Linked DNA regions of Homo sapiens: all the other regions are linked to region 1. The links are chromatin contacts, found by Hi-C or POLR2A ChIA-PET in ENCODE. All regions are on one chromosome and are shown on one strand. The core of a region is the stretch at or near the end of the contact, and the rest is flanking DNA. Distances in the headings are between cores, read along the strand shown.

What was found. A loop is a pair of places that touch in the nucleus more often than their neighbours do. ChIA-PET counts read pairs that join two places held with the same protein, here RNA polymerase II (POLR2A). Pooled maps may share reads with other maps.
Region 2: a loop to region 1 is called in a map of B cell, with 20 times the contacts of the local background. The contact joins the promoter of PPP1R11 here to the promoter of WHR1 in region 1. A Hi-C loop is called at or near these places in 3 of 168 maps with a recorded cell type or tissue (B cell, CD8-positive, alpha-beta T cell and gastrocnemius medialis) and 6 of 50 pooled maps. POLR2A ChIA-PET finds 5 or more read pairs at or near these places in 1 of 52 experiments (OCI-LY7).
Region 3: a pooled map shows a loop between it and region 1 (6-fold over the local background). The contact joins the promoter of RGL2 here to the promoter of WHR1 in region 1. A Hi-C loop is called at or near these places in 1 of 168 maps with a recorded cell type or tissue (dorsolateral prefrontal cortex) and 6 of 50 pooled maps. POLR2A ChIA-PET finds 5 or more read pairs at or near these places in 2 of 52 experiments (MCF 10A and Panc1).
Region 4: a map of CD4-positive, alpha-beta memory T cell shows a loop between it and region 1 (7-fold over the local background). The contact joins the promoter of VPS52 here to the promoter of WHR1 in region 1. A Hi-C loop is called at or near these places in 2 of 168 maps with a recorded cell type or tissue (CD4-positive, alpha-beta memory T cell and dorsolateral prefrontal cortex) and 7 of 50 pooled maps.
Region 5: a pooled map shows a loop between it and region 1 (9-fold over the local background). The contact joins the promoter of HCG25 here to the promoter of WHR1 in region 1. A Hi-C loop is called at or near these places in 2 of 50 pooled maps. POLR2A ChIA-PET finds 5 or more read pairs at or near these places in 3 of 52 experiments (B cell, CD8-positive, alpha-beta memory T cell and GM10248).
Region 6: a map of B cell shows a loop between it and region 1 (6-fold over the local background). The contact joins the promoter of RXRB here to the promoter of WHR1 in region 1. A Hi-C loop is called at or near these places in 2 of 168 maps with a recorded cell type or tissue (B cell and dorsolateral prefrontal cortex) and 12 of 50 pooled maps.

The regions. Positions count from the first base shown.
Region 1 is chr6:31,970,700-31,974,131 of GRCh38, reverse strand. WHR1 (winged helix repair factor 1) reads right to left here and starts at 1,769. Exons shown (of 7, transcript NM_004197.2): 1 at 1,621-1,769; 2 at 1,375-1,511. The coding sequence starts at 1,720. It overlaps DXO (decapping exoribonuclease), which reads left to right and starts at 1,994. Exons shown (of 7, transcript NM_005510.4): 1 at 1,994-2,203; 2 at 2,451-2,812; 3 at 2,985-3,220; 4 at 3,307-3,432. The coding sequence starts at 2,457. RefSeq lists an enhancer at 1,497-2,207.
Region 2 is chr6:30,065,319-30,068,750 of GRCh38, reverse strand. It overlaps PPP1R11 (protein phosphatase 1 regulatory inhibitor subunit 11), which reads right to left and starts at 1,553. Exons shown (of 3, transcript NM_021959.3): 1 at 1,272-1,553; 2 at 53-161. The coding sequence starts at 1,340.
Region 3 is chr6:33,296,986-33,300,417 of GRCh38, reverse strand. It overlaps RGL2 (ral guanine nucleotide dissociation stimulator like 2), which reads left to right and starts at 1,476. Exons shown (of 18, transcript NM_004761.5): 1 at 1,476-1,548; 2 at 1,767-1,963; 3 at 3,303-3,386. The coding sequence starts at 1,808. It overlaps TAPBP (TAP binding protein), which reads left to right. Exons shown (of 8, transcript NM_003190.5): 8 at 1-724. RefSeq lists enhancers at 1-308, 2,011-2,511, 2,598-3,125 and a silencer at 1,065-1,243.
Region 4 is chr6:33,270,510-33,273,941 of GRCh38, reverse strand. VPS52 (VPS52 subunit of GARP complex) reads left to right here and starts at 2,066. Exons shown (of 20, transcript NM_022553.6): 1 at 2,066-2,356. The coding sequence starts at 2,267. RPS18 (ribosomal protein S18) reads right to left here and starts at 1,867. Exons shown (of 6, transcript NM_022551.3): 1 at 1,820-1,867; 2 at 1,216-1,314. The coding sequence starts at 1,822.
Region 5 is chr6:33,248,013-33,251,444 of GRCh38, reverse strand. HCG25 (HLA complex group 25) reads right to left here and starts at 1,909. Exons shown (of 5, transcript NR_044997.1): 1 at 1,790-1,909; 2 at 1,556-1,655; 3 at 734-829. VPS52 (VPS52 subunit of GARP complex) reads left to right here. Exons shown (of 20, transcript NM_022553.6): 20 at 458-1,167. The coding sequence ends at 604.
Region 6 is chr6:33,198,978-33,202,409 of GRCh38, reverse strand. It overlaps RXRB (retinoid X receptor beta), which reads left to right and starts at 1,745. Exons shown (of 10, transcript NM_021976.5): 1 at 1,745-2,168; 2 at 2,994-3,241. The coding sequence starts at 1,934. SLC39A7 (solute carrier family 39 member 7) reads right to left here and starts at 1,543. Exons shown (of 7, transcript NM_006979.3): 1 at 754-1,543; 2 at 497-665; 3 at 285-338; 4 at 1-147. The coding sequence starts at 1,164. It also overlaps the pseudogene RNY4P10. RefSeq lists enhancers at 511-1,012, 1,013-1,514, 1,515-2,016.

The sequences.
Region 1 (3,432 bases), core at 520-3,019:
TTGTATTTTTTGTAGAGATGGGGTTATGTCATGTTGCCCATGCTGGTATCAAACTCATGAGCTCAAGAGATCCACCCACCTCGGCCTCCCAAAGTGCTGGGATTACAGGTGTGAGCCACCGCGCCGGCCTCTGGGTTCCTCTTAACTCAGGCAAGTCCCTCTCTGCCTCTGTCACAGATTCCTCTTCTTCTGCTTTCCCTTTATGTCAGTGGATCTCAAATTTTAAGGCACACTTAAAAAGCACTTGAGGCAGTTCAAAAATGTAGAGTCCCAAATCCCGCCCCAAGAGAGCGTAATTCATTAACCTTGGATGAGTCCCAGGAACCTGTATTTTTTTTAACAAGCAGCCCACGTAATTTTGACACAGGCATAATAACTCAGCTCATATATTCAGTAACACTGCCTTAAATGATGGTGTTTCCCAGCATTGTGGATTTGACCCTATTAACTTCCACTCTAAACCTGGAGTCCTTAACCACGGACCTCGCAGGATTAGTAAAATATTTCCCCCCTAACTATACATACACCCTATGTATATGTGGCAAACGTGCATTTTTCTGGAGAGAGATAGCCATAGCTTTTATCACCTTCTAAAGATTACAAAAAGGTTAGAAATCACTCCTCTACCCACTCTTCCTACTGGATCTCACCACATCACAGAATTAACCACTTGCTATTCACACCTCCATGACTTGTAATTCTATTATCACTGGCCCAGAATTCTCTCCAACTCTCATATCCAACTGTCTAATACCTTTGTCTTTGGATGCTCCACATGCACCATCAACTCAACTTGTATAAAATTAAACACATTATCTGTAGTCCAACAACTAAATGTGCTCCTAATACCACCAGCCACGCAGTCATCTGGAAAGTCTGAGTTGTCCTGGACTCCTCCCTCTTCCTCACTCTCCTCTCCCTCCCTACTGCACTGACCTAATTTAGGCCTTCACCACTTCTCAGATGCAGTATCTTCTTAGCTGACCTCCCTGCCTCATCCACTATCTCCAATACACCATTCCCTCTCTCTATGATATTCTCTACCAGCCCATCGCCTCAGTGTAAGATGGAAACAACACTGATGTACAAGGCCTGTCATGATCTGACGTCTGACTGCACTCCCAGCGCTGTATGTTCGAACCATGCCCCATGACTCGGTTTCCCCAAAAGCCTCGTTCTTCTACCTCCATGATTTGAAATGCCCTGTACTACCTGCGGGACTTTTAACAGGGTCTCTGTGGCACCCCAGTGCCTGGCACAGTGCCCTCGCCTGAAAGGCCTAATGCTTGCTGAACGGCTGGCGGAGTGACTGAGTGACAGGGAATTCCAGGAGTTAGGAAAGGGGCTTCCGGCGGTCGCACCGACGCCCCTCACCAGCTGCCGGTCGGCCACGGTCCTGTCAGGCACAAGGCTGTACACCTGGCTCCTCAGCACGATGGGCGGCAGCGCGTCCTCAAACAGGCCTCGCGGGAACAGCTGCATGAGTTCTGAGACAGCCGCGCGCGCCGACCCTGGGCAGATAAATCGGCTCACGGACAGGGAACTGGGGCGGGGACGCGGTTCTAACAAAACTCTCGGCTACCGGAAGCGAGGCCCCACCCCCGGGGTTGCCATGGTTACCTGGCTCACCCCGAAGAGGATCCGACTCCACAGGCCCTCGCTTCCGCCGCCTCTTAACTCCAAAGGTCTCCGGGATCAGGTGATGCCTCTTCCAGCTCATATCCCGGGATTTTATGGTACCGGGGAAGGGGTAGGAATGGAGGGAAGAGAACCTGAAAATAGGGTCTTCCGGCGCAGAGCAGTGACGTACGGTCTCCCCGGGCGTCCCTCCTAGACCAGGTGATGACGAAAGGAGCGTCAACTTGTCGTCCCTCAGGCCCGTCAGTGCTGGGAGGGGCGGTGGCGACGCACATACCAGCATCACCTCCGCCAGGCCGGGCCCCACGCCGGCCGCGGATTGGCTCCCTCCAAGGGCACGCACGCCCGGGGACTCGTTGGCGGCGTGGAGGGGCGCCGGTGGCCACGTTGGTGTCAACCTCCTTCGTGAAGCTCACACCTCCCCCGCCCCGGGAGGGGTTTGCCCGCCACTGTCGCTGAATGATTGCATCATCGAAAGCAGAAAACCACTTTTGCATCCTTCGGCCTCTGGCGTGCCTGCCATGACGTCATAGCTCTGCGGAGGTGGAAGTTGGGGAGCTTTGAGGTAACTGGATTCTTGATCTGAGCGCAGACGTCCTTCCTAACCTCACTGCATTTGGAGGACCTGGAGGGAGGGTGGGTGAAGGGCAAGGAAAGAGGCAGGATGAGAGCTTGGCCGCGGTGGCGTCTGAGGGGCCTGAATGTTTCAAGGCCAGAGCCTGGCGATCAGGTGGCTCGCTTAGTCCTAAACCAGTCATCCTTCTCCAGGCCTCCTCTGTAGAATGGAAACTCTGTACCCCTGCTTGTCTTAGGACCTCATGGATCCCAGGGGGACCAAGAGAGGAGCTGAGAAGACAGAGGTAGCTGAGCCTCGGAACAAACTACCTCGTCCAGCACCTTCTCTGCCCACAGACCCTGCCCTCTACTCTGGGCCCTTTCCTTTCTACCGGCGCCCTTCGGAACTGGGCTGCTTCTCCCTGGATGCTCAACGCCAGTACCATGGAGATGCCCGAGCCCTGCGCTACTATAGCCCACCCCCCACTAACGGTCCAGGCCCCAACTTTGACCTCAGAGACGGATACCCGGATCGATACCAGCCCCGGGACGAGGAGGTCCAGGAAAGGCTGGACCACCTGCTGTGCTGGCTCCTGGAACACCGAGGCCGGTTGGAGGGGTGAGCAAAGCGTGGTAGGCAGTATATCTGGAGACCCGTACCTACCCTCTAAAATTAGGAGAGCCAAAGCCGGGGTGAGAATCAGTCCTTAGAAGAAACAAGACTATTCTTCGAGGGGAGCATCTCACTAATGCTTGTGTCAGACCTTCAGCCTGTAACTCCTGCCTCTCAGGGGTCCAGGCTGGCTGGCAGAGGCCATAGTGACGTGGCGGGGGCACCTGACAAAACTGCTGACGACACCGTATGAGCGGCAGGAGGGCTGGCAGCTGGCAGCCTCCCGGTTCCAGGGAACACTATACCTGAGTGAAGTGGAGACACCGAACGCTCGGGCCCAGAGGCTTGCTCGGCCACCGCTCCTCCGGGAGCTTATGTACATGGGATACAAATTTGAGCAGTACATGTGTGCAGGTGAGTTGCCCCTGCTTCATAGCCCCCTTCCCCTTCCCAGAGGTTGAGAGCCCCCCACGCCTGCTGCTGCTTCTCTCCTTGTGCAGACAAACCTGGAAGCTCCCCAGACCCCTCTGGGGAGGTTAACACCAACGTGGCCTTCTGCTCTGTGCTACGCAGCCGCCTGGGAAGCCACCCTCTGCTCTTCTCAGGGGAGGTAGACTGCACAGACC
Region 2 (3,432 bases), core at 304-2,803, 1.9 Mb after region 1:
ATGCTGAAGGGAGCCAGAACTCCAGGGCTACTGCGGGCCAACAATTACTCACATTTGGATGAGCGGCGGCCCATGTGTTCATTGTCCACAGTGTCACTTGTCCATTCTACCTTTTTCTCTGGCTTCCGTTTCCGAAGTTTGATGGTAAGGCTCCGGTTCTCCTAGAAGGTTAAGGATGAGCATACCTATCTAGTCCCCTCTTACTAACCTTTCCCACTCCCTCCCAGGGAACCTCCTCTCTTTTCTTCTTTAGCTCAATCAGTACCATAGGCATAGCACCAGAGGAGCTGACAGAAGATAAAACAGAACAGGTCTTTTACCTCAGATAGTCCCTTGAGGAATAAGTATTATTTCCTGTTCTTATACCACCAGTATAAGAGAAGACACAATTCCTAACCTAGGAAAGGTCCCAGCAACTCTTCAAAGGAAAATATAATCCTTGCTGTTTCTCCGTCTTCCTCCCCAAATCATCCTTGGTAGTATTAATACATGAAAATTATTTTTCAGTCCCCAGCACCTAATCTTTGATCTCCCTTCCTTTTTCCAGATCCCCTATTCTTTTTCTCTTAAAAAAACAAACAAAACCTCTCTCATTCTCAAGCTCCAGCCCTCCCTACCTCTTATCCACCTATTCTCTGGCATCCTGGCATCTCTAGTAGCAAGTATTACTAATCTATTAATTACTAAACTTCCTTTAATCCAAGAGTATTAAGCCCAATGCAACCTTCTCCCTTTGAAGGCAACTTAACATGTTTTTGGATAAATACTTCTTGTTTCTCCATTTACATCTTTGCTCTCTGATTTCTCAAAATACCTCTTTTCATCTCCTTTTCTTGTTTCCTCATTCCTGCCACTTCCTTTTACATTCATCCATTCAATAAATATTTATTCGAATATCAATATTGATAATATTGATAAGTTGGCCTCCAACCATGCTTTCTTACACTACCTTTGATTTCCTCCCAACATCTTCCTGGCTCCTTAATCCTCAATTTCCCTTTCGTTTATTACTTACACACATAACCACCCCAAGCAGCAACACCTATATCCTAACTGTACCTCCCTATTACAAGTTCCTTGACCTGCCTCCTGCACCATCTCTGCCACTCCAAATAGCTCCAATACCTTCCGATTCTCCCAGCCCTAGATATTCAACCCCACACCTCCCATATCCCTAGGCCTAGCTCCTCCAACAACTCTTCTAATCCCTGTCCCCTCCCTCCCAGTATCTCCCAGACCCCTAAACAGCACCGCCCCCCCGCCTTTCTCACGGGCTCGGTTGTCACGGTAACCGTTGTCTCAGTGACGGTCTCGCTCAGCCCAGCCCCTGCCTCGGCCATGGCTAAGGCTCAGGACAGGGAGGAGAGGAGGAAGGGGGATGAGACACCCTTCCCTTTTTCTGTCGCTGAGGTCTAAGAGAAGCGGTATCGGATTCAGAGTGGTAGCCAGGATCCTCCACCTTCTTTATTCCCCCTCCTCCTGGGCCTCCGCTTCTCCACCCCTGGGGATAACCTGGCTAACCCCACTTCCGGCTCGCCGCTTCCGGGTGTGACGCATACTGCAGTCCCCCTTTTTCCCTTCCACGGCACCAAATGCGTCAAAGCGCAGGCGTCGCTGGATTAGTTCCGCCGTAACGTGACAGCGCGCAGGCGCTGAAAGAAAGAGAAACAAATTTGGCGGAAGGGGTGTCACTGCGGGTGTGGGTGGAGGAGGGAGAGTCTGGGGCAGCACGCGTACTCACAGCCTAGAGGAAGCAGGAGGGGCGCCCAGATGGGTATTGCCGGGCCAGACGCTGCAGAGTGGGTGTGGCGAGGGCGGAGTTGTGTGCACCAAGCTGAGTCCTGCTGCAGATTTCCGTTTGCCTTGTCTGGGTAGGTGGACCGGCGAGGAAGCTTAAGGAGCAATAGTAATGACCCTACCGTGGCCTATTTCCCTTTCCTTGTTTGGTCTGGGTTTCTCTAAAGAAAACGGGAAGTGGGAGCAGTTGGAAACACACTTAAGAGTCAAGCGATGTGGTTCTACCCCTCGCCCTGTGCCTGTAGGTGTTTGAGCAGTTCAGTTTAGTGCACGTTCAACGTCAGTTTTTTTCAGTCACTGTGCTACGCCTTGAAGATGGAGGCGCGTAAGACGCTCAGACCCTGCCTTTTAGCTCTAGTAGGAAAGACAGGCATGCTGAAAACTAACAAAAATATGAAACACTGGGGCATTAACAAATGCCATGTCTGATTTGTAAATCTGAATGTAGTTACATACTGCCAACATATTCGTTCTCTCTGGGGTGATGAGTAGGATGAAGCAGAGAAATGGTCGTAAATTACAGTATAGGCTATTTTATAAAAATATATGCACGTTTCTTAGAGAGCAAAAGAAAGTGGTAAAACAAGAACCAGGAAGGCCGACAAGTAGGTTTTTTTAGAAGAGCAGCTTAAAAAGTTGTAGATGTGTGCACTACAGGAAATGGAGTTTTGTACCGCTTGGATCTGAGGGAGTGCCAGATGAAGCTTGACAGGTAGGCAGTGGTTATATGGAAGAACCTGTATGCTTTGCTAAGAAATTAAGCTTAATCCAATCACTGTTATGGGCCAGAGAAAGGCTTAAAGTAGGGTAGAAACATGAACAGGTTTGTTTCAGATTTCAGGAGTGGGTCAGGAAAGTCAACTGCCAGAACAGTTCAAACGTACAGTGGGGAAGACTGCCCTGCCCATTCTCCAGGTTGCTGTGGGGGTCAAACAAGATAGCTATGTTTGAGAGCTCTGAATATATATAAAGGGCCACACAATTATATGATAATTATTACAGTAACCCCTTGATCACTATTTGAGCCAAGGAATGCGGGACCTGAGTATGCATTTGTTCCCCTTGAAAGTTTTTAGTTCAAACAGAAAAAAGCAAGATATAGTTCAGCATGTCTAGTCCATTAAAAAAACCAAACACATATATAGCAACACACATATACAGAGCCACATACATATACACAAGCACAGATATACAGTATAATTTGGTTATCTCTGTGGAGTAGGATTCCTTGTGACTTTACTTTTTTCTTTCTTTCTATGTAAGAATCTATTATAATAGATATACAATTCATCCTTGAACAACATGGGGGTAAGGGGTGCTGACCCTCTGAACAGCCAAAAATCCATATATAACTTTTGACTCCCCCAAAACTTTACTGTTGACCAGATGCCTTACCAATAACATAAACCGTTGATTAACACATATTTTGTATATGTATTATATACTTATAATACATATAATCTTACAATCAAGTAAGCTAGAGAAAACATTATTAAGAAAATCATAAGGAAAAGAAAATATATTTACTATTCATTAAGTAGAAGTGGATCACATTTTCATGTTGAGTAGGCTCAGGAGGAGGAAAAGGAGGGCTTAAATGTGCTGCTATCTTATGGGTCTCAGAAGTAGAAGAAA
Region 3 (3,432 bases), core at 227-2,726, 1.3 Mb before region 1:
AGTGCTGGGATTACAGGCGTGAGCCACCGCGCCCGGCGGCGAAACACGATATTGTACTAACATCTTAATTTTGTTATAAAATCTCACAAACCCCCTGACATAGTCTCAGAGATCTGTAGGGCCGAGGTTACATTTGGAGAACCCGTACTCTAGGGCCAAATCCATTCTTCTTGCCCTGGCTCACTTGTCCCCCCCACCGCCCCGCGCTGGAGCCACTGCCTAGTTCTTCAGCCCTAGATGGTGCTCGCCAGACCTCCTCTCAATGCTCATCACACACAGGGCTATTCCTTTCCTCCAATGAACCAAACGCCTCCCGCCCACCTCCAGGTCCCAGTCCTCTGTTCCCTTTGCCTGGTCCACCCTTGCCCTCCCTGGGTCGCAGACGAGGTCGGCCTCGTCATTCCCCGCAGACCGCCGCGCGTCCCTCTTGTGCGGTTCACCACAGTTGTATTTAAGTGATCGTGTGAGTCGTCGTTAAATGCCTGTCTCCCCGCGGATCATGGGCTCCTCGAGGACAGGGACTGGCCTGTCTGTCCACTGCTGTAACCCCGCGCCGGCATAGGGACCTAAGGCCCACTGGAGGGCGCTCATCAAGTAGCTGCTGGATGTTGACGAAGGAAGCGGCGGCGCAGCTCAGGGATCTCCGAGTCAGGACGGTCGGCCAGACCCACGGGGTAACGGGTCTAATCGTGTAGGAATAAAGCTGTATTCCAGTGCTTCCAAACGGTTCTCTCATTCCAACCCCTTTCCAAGCTCAATGAATATTCCAATCACCTCTGGTCCCTTCCAGTGACCCTGAACCGCTCAGAGAACGCCCCGTCGACACCGTTCGGGGCGGGCGCCACTACTGGCGCATGAGATGCGCTCAAGCAGAGGGTACTCCACCAGCGAGGATACACCGAGCCGACGGGGATCTCGGTCTCGGCGCCGGAAGCCTCTGAGAGCCGAATCTGGAACCGGATGTGGCTGCTTCCTGCCCCGCCCCCTGCCGAGGGGGCGGGAATCGAGGGCCCTTCGGAAAACCCGGCCGGGATTTCGGTCAGCTACATTCGTGGGTTGTGGTAGGGAGGGTAATCCCGTGGGGATGGAGTGACCGGCTCTCTCTCCGCCTGAAACGCTTCCCGCGGGAGTTTTAGCCGTGTTATTGTTGGGGAAGGGAATGTCAAATTCTGCTCCTGCCTTCCCCCAGGGGCTGGAGACTGGAATCTTTATTCCAGTTCATTGCGGGTCGACGTGGTCTCCAGAATCCCCGAGTGTAGAGGCGGAGGACAGTGGAGCTGGGGACTCGGGCGCCTGGGTCCTGGTCCCTGAGCGTCCAGCGCTCCCCTAGTCCGCGGCCCTGGCTCCTGTCCTCACTTCCTTCCCCTTTTGGCTCCTGCTCTCGGAGCGGGCGGACGCGGGGGGGAGCGGAAAGGGCGGGAGGGCCCAGGAGCCCGGCGGGGGGGTTCAAGGGGGTACGGAAAAGCCGGGGAGGGGACTCGGTCCGGGGCCGGAGACCGACGGCAACAGCGGCTCAGGACCCACGCTGCCCCCACCCCTCCCGAGCAGGTCAGAGCCTGAGCACCCTGCGCGTCCCCGTACTCGTGACCTCCTCCTTCCCCAACAGCACCAAGGGCCCCCCTATTCCACCCTTCTGTTGCCCCCTCCCCCAACCTTCCTGCAGAACTCCCTTCCGGTCTTCTTGACACCCACCCACGTCCCTTCCCTGCCCGGTTCCCCCGCGCCTGCCTGACTCTCCACCCCCACCCCACCCCGTCTCTCCCCAGGCGCCCCCATGGCCCGACCCCGCTGATTCCTTCACTCGGCCATGCTCCCGCGGCCCCTGCGGCTGCTTTTGGACACGAGCCCCCCCGGGGGAGTCGTACTGAGCAGCTTCCGAAGCCGGGACCCCGAAGAGGGTGGGGGCCCAGGTGGCCTGGTCGTGGGCGGGGGGCAGGAGGAAGAGGAGGAGGAAGAAGAAGAGGTGAGACGCGGGTGGTGGGAGGTAGGGGGCGTATGTATTTCTGAAGTCTCCACTTTTCTCTTGTCTCTGGGTCCCTACATCTCCTCCTCCTTGCCTCAGTTATTCTCGCGCCTCCCTGGGTGTCGGCCCGTTTCTCTGCTGCGGGGAGTCCTGGCGTCTCCGTGGTTCTCTGTCAGTGTGACTCAGGACCTGCCCGCAGGAACCTGCCCTGTTCCTGCCTGGAACTTCTGGCTGGCTGTCCTGTCCCTGCGGGTCTTTGGCCCTCCACCTCTGCCTGCCTGAGTGTGCCTACCTCTCTGAGCAGTCGTGTCTTGGTCCCTGTCTCCCTCCTTGTTTTTGTTTGGCGGGGAGGGGTTTGTTTCCACAGTAACCAGCTCCTCTGACTCTGGGATTGGGGAGGGAACCCTCAGATTTCGTGACCCCTCCTTCCCTCTCTCCCCCTTCCCCCCGCCCCCCCGCCCCGCCCCGGTCCTGGGTAGAGGCCGGGAAGCCACGGTTCTGGGACCTGGAGGAAAGATCCTAGGGTGGGTAGAGAGTGGTCATCTGTTTTCATTAGGGATTAATGGTGGTGGCCAGGAGCAGGATTTCGGGCCTCAGGAGGGGCCAGAATTTGGATTTGGGGCCCCGAGGCCCTAAACTCCTAGGTCCAGATCCTAGGTGAGGGCAGGTTGACTGGCAGGGCTGGTTTTTCGGGATCGGTCGGGGGAGGGGCTGGGGCCACGTGACTCTCTGAGTCTACCGCCCCCAACCCCCTATCATCCCACTTCCCCTTTTCCTTCCTGTACTGGGATTGGAGCTGCTACCTTCGGGGGTCCCTTAGGGCTGAGATAGTGGAGGCGCTACCCGAGGGACCAGGGTGAAAGGGGTCCTGAAAAAGACTAATTCTCTGGGCTGGTATAGTCCTTGGCCGGGAGGGGCGGGGCATGCGGCAGTGCCTGGACTGAGGTTTCAGCTACCCCTAGTCGCTGCCTCTGGCTTGCTGCCTCTCGCTTCCCTCTCCTGCCCTTTGTACCCTGCTTCTCTGTCGTGTGTGGGTTCAGCTCTGGGGAGAAGGGGCTTTGGGGGTCTCCAGGATCAGAATTCCTGTACTCCATCCACGCCTCCACTGCAGCCCCTTCGACTCCACCGGGGCCCTGAGGCGGCTGGGGTGGGGCTGTCTGGGCCCCAGTGGGGGAGACCTGGGGTCACCAGCTCCCCCAACCCTTCCTCGCACTCGCTGGTACTATGCCCTGCCACCACAGGTGAGGGGTACAGAGGGAGGAGCAGGGCCTGGGGTGAAGGCTGAGGGCAATGGGGGGTGGTGTGGAACTGTCTGACTTCCCCTTCCTTGCTCCTCCAGGCCCCTGTGTCCGTCTGGGATGAGGAGGAGGATGGTGCCGTGTTTACCGTCACAAGCCGCCAATATCGACCTCTTGATCCCTTGGTGAGATCATGACTTTAGCTTCTCACCTCTGACTCTTCATTCCCAG
Region 4 (3,432 bases), core at 817-3,316, 1.3 Mb before region 1:
TATTAGGTTGATTCAGAAGAGAGCAGGGTCTTTCAAATTTATTAATTAAATGACGAGGTTTCACCATGTTGACCAGGCTGGTCTCGAACTCCTGACCTCAGGGGATCCGCCCACTTCAGCCTCCGAGTGAGCCACTGCACTAAGCCTCAAATTTAATTATATGTTTACAAGTGAAAAGATTTACTTCAAAATGGGTGTGGGAAGAGATATAGATGAAATAAGATTTCTAATTTTTAGTTAGATACATCCATGAAGGTTATTCTCTATTACACTTATGAATGCTGCACCTCTACTTAAGCCTCACAGCCGGTCTCTGAAATAAGTACAGTATTTCACACTGCCTTATTAGTTTCACAGAGCACCCAACAGAAGGAATTTCCCTCTACAAATTCCTCAACAGAGCCAACAGTATCCCTACTACTATCCATTCCCTAACGTCGCCTAAGTACCTACCATGCAACAGAAGCCAAGAAGACAGGCCTAGCCCTGCACGCATGGACACATACTGGTAGGCTATTTCCACAACTAACTACACATTCTGACTTAAGGGAAAAAAAAAGAACGTTATGTATCTAGAAAGCCAAGAATTCATTAGGTTTGTGGAGAGAAATACTCAAGTGAAATAATATTCTTGCATTCATTGATTCGATTCTTAAAAGCCAAAGAAAGATGGATGTACTCCTTCACACTTCGACAGGAAAGGAGTGTCAATTATGGCTCATCTGAGTAAATGTCCCACTCAGACTTCTTCCACCCTCCATCTACAGGCTTCTTCACACTTTTTATCTGTTGGTATTTCTACTTATCCCTCAAGATGCCCAATAATCCTCCAATTCTCAGGGAATATAAATTTCGCAGGAAGGGTTGCTGTTATGATGGTGGGATGGGTAAAGAAACCGAATCTAGAAGAAATCTCACAAGCTCGTGGTTCAGGAAAATCTTAGCGAATTCGGGTGAGCAACCATACCTCCTCCCCACTTCCCCAGGTGAAATGTTTTGGCTTGACCTTAGACCACTATCTTGGCTTTAATCACTTATTTTCTGTGGTAAATGCTAAAGGGGTCAGTCTCTCCCTAAACCACTTTCTTTTCTTAATCCAGCAGTCAAGGTGATCTGGATGAGACTCAAGTCTCCCCAGCCTTGCTTCATTTTTGCTTATGTCTTCACAACCCAATTCTCATTTACATTCCCTATTCCTTACCCTACTTCACTTACCTTAATGGCAGTGATGGCAAAGGCTATTTTCCGCCGCCCATCGATGTTGGTGTTGAGTACTCGCAAAATATGCTGGAACTTTTCAGGGATCACTAGAGACTAGTTGAAAAAGTACGGGGGAAGAAATCAGACACAGTAAACTATCAAACAGTAAGGCCGATAAGGCAAACGAACTTCATACAAAAAGGTTAAGCCTGTCACACAAGTGGCAAGACACCCGCCCCCCATTCCTTAGGTTTTCACACCACAGAGCAAACTCCTCAGTCCTGCAGAGTAGGCACATGAAGCGTTCAAGCTTGGGAAAATGCAACCTCTGGAGAGAGGAAGCAGGTCTCCTGCCCATTCCCAAAAGTGCGTGGCAAAAGCCAGAGTTCCCCATATACGCCCAAGCCTTAGACAGCTTTCGTGCGCCCGAGCAGTGACCCTTCCTCGGGCCCGCTCTCCGGAATTGGAAATCTTTGGTGTCCCTTTCCAGGGACGCGATCCAAGGCTCCATACAGAAAGTCGCAGGCCCTCAGGGCAGGACGTTTCCAGAACCCTGACAGCCGGCTTTCCTTGCCCGAGCTGCGATGCCGCTGGATCACGGCACGGATTCCAGTCTTACCATGGCTGCAGCACAAGCGGCGGCGTGTAGGCCTCCTGTGGAAGAGAGAGCGGAAGTGACGCGATATCATTATATAGCTTCCAGGAGGAAGAGGCGGTGCGATCTAGGAGAAGTGCTTCCGGAAACTGTTTCAGCGCGACCTGGCTGGATTTATGAGAGTATGGCTTGGGTACCACAACTTCCGGTGCGCCTTTCTTTACAGTTCGTAAGGTTCATAGGTAAGAGAACAGCGAAGGTTCCGGGGCTAGTTTGTGTTTCAGACTTCCATATTTCCATTTGCAGTTGGGTGAAGTGGTTAGAGCTGAAAGGGGACAGCTGGAGTCAAACAACTTAACTCAAATATCTGGGAACGATTTCGCGCTGAGGAAGACCCTTTGGGACTTGTAGCTCCACTCCGGGGAACGGACTCGCCGGGACTGACAGTTGCCGGAAGTGAGGCTGCGGGGAATGGCCGCCGCTGCGACCATGGCGGCTGCGGCCCGGGAACTGGTGTTGCGGGCTGGGACCTCAGATATGGAGGAGGAAGAGGGCCCGCTGGTGAGAGCGCGGAGCTGTTTCTCCTCCGTAGTTCCGGTGCTCCTAGCTTCAGAAAGACCTGAGCTGGGTTTAGGCACAAGGGTGGGAACTTGGCTGCTACCCGTGATATTACCTGTTTGGCTCCCCGTACCCTTCCCTGTGATCAGACCCGACCCTGAGCGGGACCCTAGTGGCTGAAACTCATGTTCTGGGGCACAAAATTTCAACTTCACTCCACATTTTGGGGTAGAGTCACGAAGTAGTATAGTGTAAAGGTTAAGAACATGGCCTCTGAAGCCAGACTGCCTGAGTTCTATCTCTGCCACTTACACGCTGTGTGCCCTTGGGCAAGTTAACCAGCTTCTCTGTGCCATCATTTCTCACACCTTTAAGGTGAGGAAGATAGAACCTATTGTATACATCGTCGTTAGGATTAGATGAATATGTGTAAGATTGCACCTGGCATGCAGGTAAACACTATGTGTTTTGACATTTCTAGAAAGCCTGGGGTTCCCCAGAGGTGTGATAGAACACCCAAGATGGCAGGAGTCTGAGGGTCTTAAATTTAAGTGCAAGTTCTGCTCTATCCTCTGCAATTCCTAGCTTTCCTCATTCGGTCATCTCCACTGCACTTTTTTTTTTTTTTTTTTTTTTTTGAGACGGAGTCTTGCTCTGTCGCCCAGGCTGGAGTGCAGTGGCGCGATCTTGGCTCACTGCAAGCTCCACCTTCCGGGTTCACGCCATTCTCCTGCCTCAACCTCCCAAGTAGCTGGGACTACAGGCGCCCGCCACCGCGCCCGGCTAATTTTTTGTATTTTTTAGTAGAGACGGGGTTTCACTGTGTTAGCCAGGATGGTCTCGATCTCCTGACCTCGTGATCTTCCCACCTCGGCCTCCCAAAGTGCTGGGATTACAGGCGTGAGCCACTGCGTCCGGCCTCCACTGCACTGTCTTGTCTTTTACCTTTTTTTGTTTTCTTTAGACGGGTTTCCCTGTGTTACCCAGGTTGACCTTGAACTCCTGATCTCCTCAAACAATCTTCCCGTCTCAGCTTCTAAGTAGTTGGGACTACAAGGAGCCCACCACCATGCTGGGCT
Region 5 (3,432 bases), core at 660-3,159, 1.3 Mb before region 1:
GCATCATCTAAGTGACCCTTGGTCTTCAGTTACTAGCTGTGCCCAAAGTTCTGTATGAGCCCTAACCTGATTCTTTTTTTTTTGTTTGTTTTGTTTTTTTTTTGAGACAGAGTCTAGCTCTGTTGTCCAGGCTGGAGTGCAGTGGCACAGTCTCGGCTCACTGCAACCTCTGCCTCCCAGGTTCAAGTGATTTTCCTGCCTCAGCCTCCCAAGTAGCTGGGATTACAGGTGCCTGCCACCACAACCAGCTAATTTTCGTATTTGTAGTAGAGATGGGGTTTCACTGTGTTGGCCAGGCTGGTCTCGAATTCCTGACCTCGTGATCTGCCCGCCATGGCCTCCCACAGTGCTGGGATTACAAGTGTGAGCCACTGCGCCTGGCCGCCTAACCTGATTCTTAATCATCACTATTAGCACCATTTTACGGTTTGATCCCTCAATGACTTTCTTTGACCAGGGAGCGCTGACCCAGCTGATCCAGCTCTATCATCGCTTCCACCGGGTGCTGTCCCAGCCGCAGCTCCGAGCCCTCCCTGCCCGGGCTGAGCTCATCAACATTCACCACCTTATGGTGGAGCTCAAGAAGCATAAGCCCAACTTCTGATGTGCCAGAAACCGCCCTGAGATCTGCCGGTCATCTCCATGGACTTCTGCACCCCATTCCATACCCTTCTTCACCTGGGGTACCCCTTCCAGTTTTCCCCTTGCTTCCCAGGCCCTTGACATGGCTTACCTGCCTTCACTCCCAGCACCTTGCCCAACAGGATAAGCTGGATCCCCTTGGCCTTCTGAATATCCCAGTGTCTTCAGGTTTCCCAAGACCACTTCCCTGTGGGCTTCCAAAATGGCCTTTATCATTTCTCCAGTCTGTCACCCTCCTTTCCTGCTCCCATACACCCAAGGCTTGTTTCTTCCCCTGTAAAAACCACTGCCTCAATCTCTGGTTCACTCAACTAGTCACCATGTCCTGAGGCATGAAGCCTCCTCAGCTCTTGGAATTGCTGGCAAGGGGTGACTGCCTCTGAGTCATTGTGTTTTTCAAAGTGATTTCTTTTCTGTAGCTTTTTGACCTAAGATCTCAGCAATTTGAACACTAACCTCTCCCCTCCTGGCTCAAGAATTACTCCGAAGTCAGTCTGCAGAAAATAAATATTTAGTATGACATGACACTTATCCCATTTCCTTTCTCCTTCCTCCTGAAGGTTTTTCAGGTGGCCCCATCTCTAGAATGACCTTTCCTTTCTGACTACTTCCTGGGCTTACATCCCTTCTGGTGGGTGTAACCTCTAACCTCTAGCTACTCCCAGGCCATTGGAGGAAGGTGGCCCCTGGCTAAAATAGCAGATGCTGCAAGGGATGAGAACCAGGCCGCGCAGCCCCAGACACTGTCCCAAGGGCTCCCTTGGGACAAGCCCAAGCTGACTCTGGAATCCCTCCTCCGTAGCAGCTCCATAGCTCCTCTGGTTGTGGCTGTGACAGCCCCTTGCTCGGGGGCTGCAGCACCCAACCCACACCCACACCGTTGGGGCAGGGCTAGACCAGGCGAAATTCGTACCATCCGTTTGTTTGACTTGGAGCCTTCCTGCTGTCCTCGCCTATACGCCTCGTTTGAACTTAGGCTCTAGACTGGAGAGACACGGGGACCCCTTTAAGGCCTAAGAAGAGAGGCGCAGTTAAGGAAAAATGTTACGTTTCCTGTGTCCTCCACCCCTACGGCCTAAACATTCCCTCCCCAGGTCCCTGGAGAGTGGTGGAAAGCGGTTCCTCCCCGCTTAGGCCCTTCGGATGCAGGTCTAGCCCGTCGGCAACGGGAGGTGTCCTGAGTGGGTCTGTGACTGCCGAGCACACCCGCCGCGGAGCGGAGGCTGCTGCTTCCTGAGGCTGAGAGTGGATCCGGCTCCGGGCTCTCCTAATTGGCGGACGCTGGGGGGCGGCGTGGTAAGGCAGAACGGAGCGGCATCTCAGCTCTCGCCTTTTCAGGGTTCCGCCCCATATCCGAGAGCCGCTCTCTAATTGGCTTGGGAAACCGTATCTCAGCGCTTTGGCCTAGCGACTTTGAACGTGTTTGCGCCTGAGACCGAAGTGCAGAAGAGGGCGAGCGCAGGAGGAGAGGCTTGGTGAATCAGCGATTCCTGATTGGCCAGGCGTGCCTTGAGGGCGGGGCCAGAACTGCGTCCTTAACTGACCTCGCCCTTGCCCAGATCACCGCCTCCGCGTTGCTCCGGGTTTACCCCGCCTGACTCGCTGCGCTATGCGTTCCCTCACGCCTGCCGGATGCCAGGCGGCGATGTGCCAGGCTCTGAGGGGCCGCGAGCTCACCCCAGACGCCGGCCCCGGGAATCCTCTGCTCCTCCACTTTCCCTTCCCGCTACTGGTTTCTTGCCCACCCACTCCCAGGTGTCACTCTTGGGACATCCAGATGTTCTGACATTTGACCTGACTCCAGCCTCAGCGCGAGGACGGGAGAAGGGCCAAGGGTATGAGATTTTGGACAGGAGAGGCATTGGCTACTCTGACAAAGAGCGTGGATTCCCAAAGAAAGGGTCCCCAGATACCCCGCAGGGGAGACTGTCGAGACAGGCGACTTTAGCCAACTAATGCTCGCACGCGAGGAGGGCTGTGCAGGCAGGCACCACGGTTCTTCACAGCCTTCCTTCTTTCCTTCCCCTGTCCGTCGCAGAACCCAAATCCTCAGAGCTGATCGAGAAGCGCGTGTTGTTGCAGAAGTCACTGAGGGGCAGACCTGGAATGTGAGCCGTGGGGCGAAGGGACAGCTCTGGAGACTCGTGATTCCGGAACCCGGTGGGCATTCAAGTGATACTGGAGCACGCAGTTTTCGGGGACATTAAGCTCGCCCCAGGGGTCCACAGGAACCCTCTGACCCAACGGTCTCTCTGGACAGGATGATCCAGAACAGACGGTGAAGAGACAAAACAGCGTGAAAGGGAGCGGCGATACCTAAACTGACCTCCGGAGGGCAGCATGATCAAGGGAAGGAGCTGTTCTCGCTCCGCTCAAACCCCCGCGCAGCCTCTGCAGCTTACTCCTGCTTCGGAAGGCGGCGAGGTTCCACCCCCACCACCCCGGTCCCCGCCGCCCTCTTCGCGCTGAAGCTGCGGAGGGTCTTTTTCTTCAGCCCCCAAATCCTCTGCTCTGTGGCTTAAGATTCCCAGGCTTAAACCCATAACTGCTAGGGTCATCACTCCTCAAACTTCTCCCTCACTTGTTTTGCTGATGACGGACACAGGGGCCTCACAGACTCAGAAGCATCTGGAGTCATTTCGAAGGACAGAACTGTGGCAATATCCTCTTTCCCCCTCCTAATCTCTGAGAACAGTGTCTGTATATGGCACGGGGGTCCCTAGTGTCATATAGAAGGACTCGGAGATGTCCTCATGGGCTGTAACGGCCCCCGGTGCTATTCAGGGATCT
Region 6 (3,432 bases), core at 496-2,995, 1.2 Mb before region 1:
GACTTCCACGTGTATGACTGTGAGCGTGTCCATGTCCATGACTGTGACCATGTCCTCCTTTCACATGTCTCACAAATTTCTCCACGACAAGAAAGGCAACAATTCCACTGAGAACCCACAGTCCCACAGACAGAATGGGGCCCTGGCCTGGGAATGGAGGCATTGAGACATTAAGGGAGATGTGCATTCCAGACTCCTCCTCCTCAAGTGCGGGAGGTGAGGAATAGGGAGAGACGGACCTTCCCCAGCACCCCAACTCCCATCCCCATCTGTCTCTTCCTCACCACTGTGGGAGTGTCCATGTCCGGGTTGCTCCAGAGTGTGGTGAGAATGAGGTTCTGGAAGAAGGGGGGAAAACCAGATGAGGGAATATCTGACACAATGAGTGTGTATTTGGGGGAATATCGAAAGGTCAGGGATCATAAAGGAGAAAGAACCCTTTTCCTCCAAAGAACGAAATAGGTTAGATTTGAGGTAGAAGTCAGAGGTTACTTACCAAGAGCATGAGGAATGAGGTGCAGGAAAGCATCTCCCAGGAGCCCACCGGAAGCAAAACTGAGCAAGATCTGAAGTAGAGAGCGATGCCGGGGAGAGTTCGACTCCACGGGGATAAGGAAGAGGACAAAAAATGGAGCTGCTGAGATCAGCACTGTGGCCCCCAGTGCCTGGTGAGGGAGAGTCAAGGTCAAGTACTGTGGAGTTTCCCAACAATCCAGAACCAGCCCTTCTCTCTCCCATCCCCTGGAGACTCACATAAGCCCAGAGAGTGACAGCATCCAGGTCCTGCTTGATGCCTGGAGCCCCAGACTCCCCATAGCCTCCATGGCTATGCTCATGGTCATGTCCATGTCCTCTGTGGTAGAGGCTCTCATGGGAGTAGCCATGGCTATGGCCATGGTGTAAATCCTCATGTGAATGTCCATGGTCGTGATCGTGGGTATGTCCATGCCAGATGCTCTCGTGAGTGTGGCCATGGCCATGGGCATGGCTGTGGCCATGGTGGAAATCTTCATGTGAGTGCCTGTGGCTGTGGCCATGGAAGTCCTCTTGCAGATCGTCGTGCAGGTCGTCATGACCCCCGAGTCCAGCCACCAGAAGCCCCAAGGTCGCCCAGGTCAGCAGTCCCACGGCCACCCAGTGGGGGGCCCCCAGGCCTCTGGCCATCACGCTGACCAGAGGGACAGAGGCAGTGACTCCACTTGACTCAACTCTATACCTACACAGGGTCCGCTTTACTCCAATCGCGCCCTCCGTCCACCTCTATGGGCCGCTCTCCCATTCCCTTAAGTTCCCACCTACATTGTTCCCAAGACTAGTTCTCTTTATCCCGAACCACCTCCCGGATGTAGGGCCCTGGGACACTAATCTTTCACCAGCCACTTTACAGACTCTCTGGGCCCTCGTCTCTACGACTCATTAGGTGAGGAAAAGGCCTGGAAAGGATGGTAGAGAAAAAACAGAGAATTCTCACCGGCTCCGGGATCCTCTCCTTTCCCGGTTTGCTTGGACGTGGCAGTCCCGCCTTTAGATCCCGCGAGAACAGGAAGTTCCGTTCCACCTTCGCCCTAATGCCTTTACCAATATGGCGGCACTCCGGTAGCGACGAATCCATCCTGCACTGACACGCATGCGCGAGTGTGGAGGTGATTTGAGGGGAGGGTGGGCGAGGCGGGCTAACAGGCCGGAGGAGACCGCCTCCTCGGTTTCCAACTAGACGAGGGGGCGGGAACTCGCGCCGAGACTTCCCGTCTGTACAAAGATGGCTGCCACATTGGCGCTGTCATTTTGGTACTGAGCAGAGCGACGGGCTTAATTCGACCCAATCCAGGCCAGAGTCTTTCTCTCAGGGGCTTCCTCGTGCTCAGCTAATCCTCCGATCAATCCTTGGGAATCCCTGGGACCTCTTCGGTATCCCTACTCTCAGCCAGGGATCATGTCTTGGGCCGCTCGCCCGCCCTTCCTCCCTCAGCGGCATGCCGCAGGGCAGTGTGGGCCGGTGGGGGTGCGAAAAGAAATGCATTGTGGGGTCGCGTCCCGGTGGCGGCGGCGACGGCCCTGGCTGGATCCCGCAGCGGCGGCGGCGGCGGCGGTGGCAGGCGGAGAACAACAAACCCCGGAGCCGGAGCCAGGGGAGGCTGGACGGGACGGGATGGGCGACAGCGGGCGGGGTGAGTGCCCCAGCAGAAGGGCAGGCGAGCCAGTGACCGCTTTATCTGCGACCCCTCCCCCACACCCTCCCCCGGTGCTCTTTTCCTTGCGCTCCCGCCCCCTTGTTTGTAAACACGCGTCCCCTCCCTCCCGAGGGCCTTAGCACCCTCCCCCCCGGGGCGGGGCGGGGAAGGGGAGCTTCCGCCCTCCTAGCTGTGACCGCTTGAGGCCTTGGGCACCGGAGGTCGCGGGCCTGGGAAGGGCACGATTCCTCTTAAACCTCAGGACTTTGGGCGTTTACAGGCAGATCCTGCGTCTTAGGAGGGGTCTCTCCTGCCTGTCTCTTTCCCTTGCACGCTCTGGCTACCTGGCTTTACGCTGGGAATAGAGGGGCTCGATGGTCTACCCCACGTGCTGCCCCACCCACGAGACAGGTGTGGCTTTGGGATGACCTGGTATTCATTCAAATGGATTGGTTGGAAAATTTTCCTCACCTGAACTATCCTCCTCTCCTTGTCAACTCCCTCCTCTCACCACAATGAGGAGTTACGCTGTTTTTGGGTTTTTTTAGCCAGTCAAATATAGCAGTGGGAGGTTGTATACCAATTTTAGTGACACAAATGTTAATAAGTTCTGATAACCCACTACCATCGGACCAGCCGGAGTTACACTGTTGTTTGACAGCAGGGTGTCTCTGAACTTGGGGATGGGTGGAGTGGGCTGGGTCCGGCACGGTGGGGTATTAGAGAATTAAAGTCTCTAGTTGGATGTTTGAAGACTCATTTTCTTTTTTTGTCTCTTCTGTCTCTTGTGTGTCTGTGTGCCTGTACATACCCCTCCCTCAGACTCCCGAAGCCCAGACAGCTCCTCCCCAAATCCCCTTCCCCAGGGAGTCCCTCCCCCTTCTCCTCCTGGGCCACCCCTACCCCCTTCAACAGCTCCATCCCTTGGAGGCTCTGGGGCCCCACCCCCACCCCCGATGCCACCACCCCCACTGGGCTCTCCCTTTCCAGTCATCAGTTCTTCCATGGGGTCCCCTGGTCTGCCCCCTCCAGCTCCCCCAGGATTCTCCGGGCCTGTCAGCAGCCCCCAGGTGAGAGGTTGTGACCAACTTACTGCCTGGCCACTTTCATTTTCTTGTTTTCCTTGTAACCCCAGATCCTTGTGTGAACTTCCCCATGGCCCATTGACCTTCCAATCCTCTAACCTTGTCAGGCCTGTGGTCTTTATGAGACCCCTTGCCTTTCCTGAGGTGACTGATCTTTCAGTGCATGCTTCCTCCCC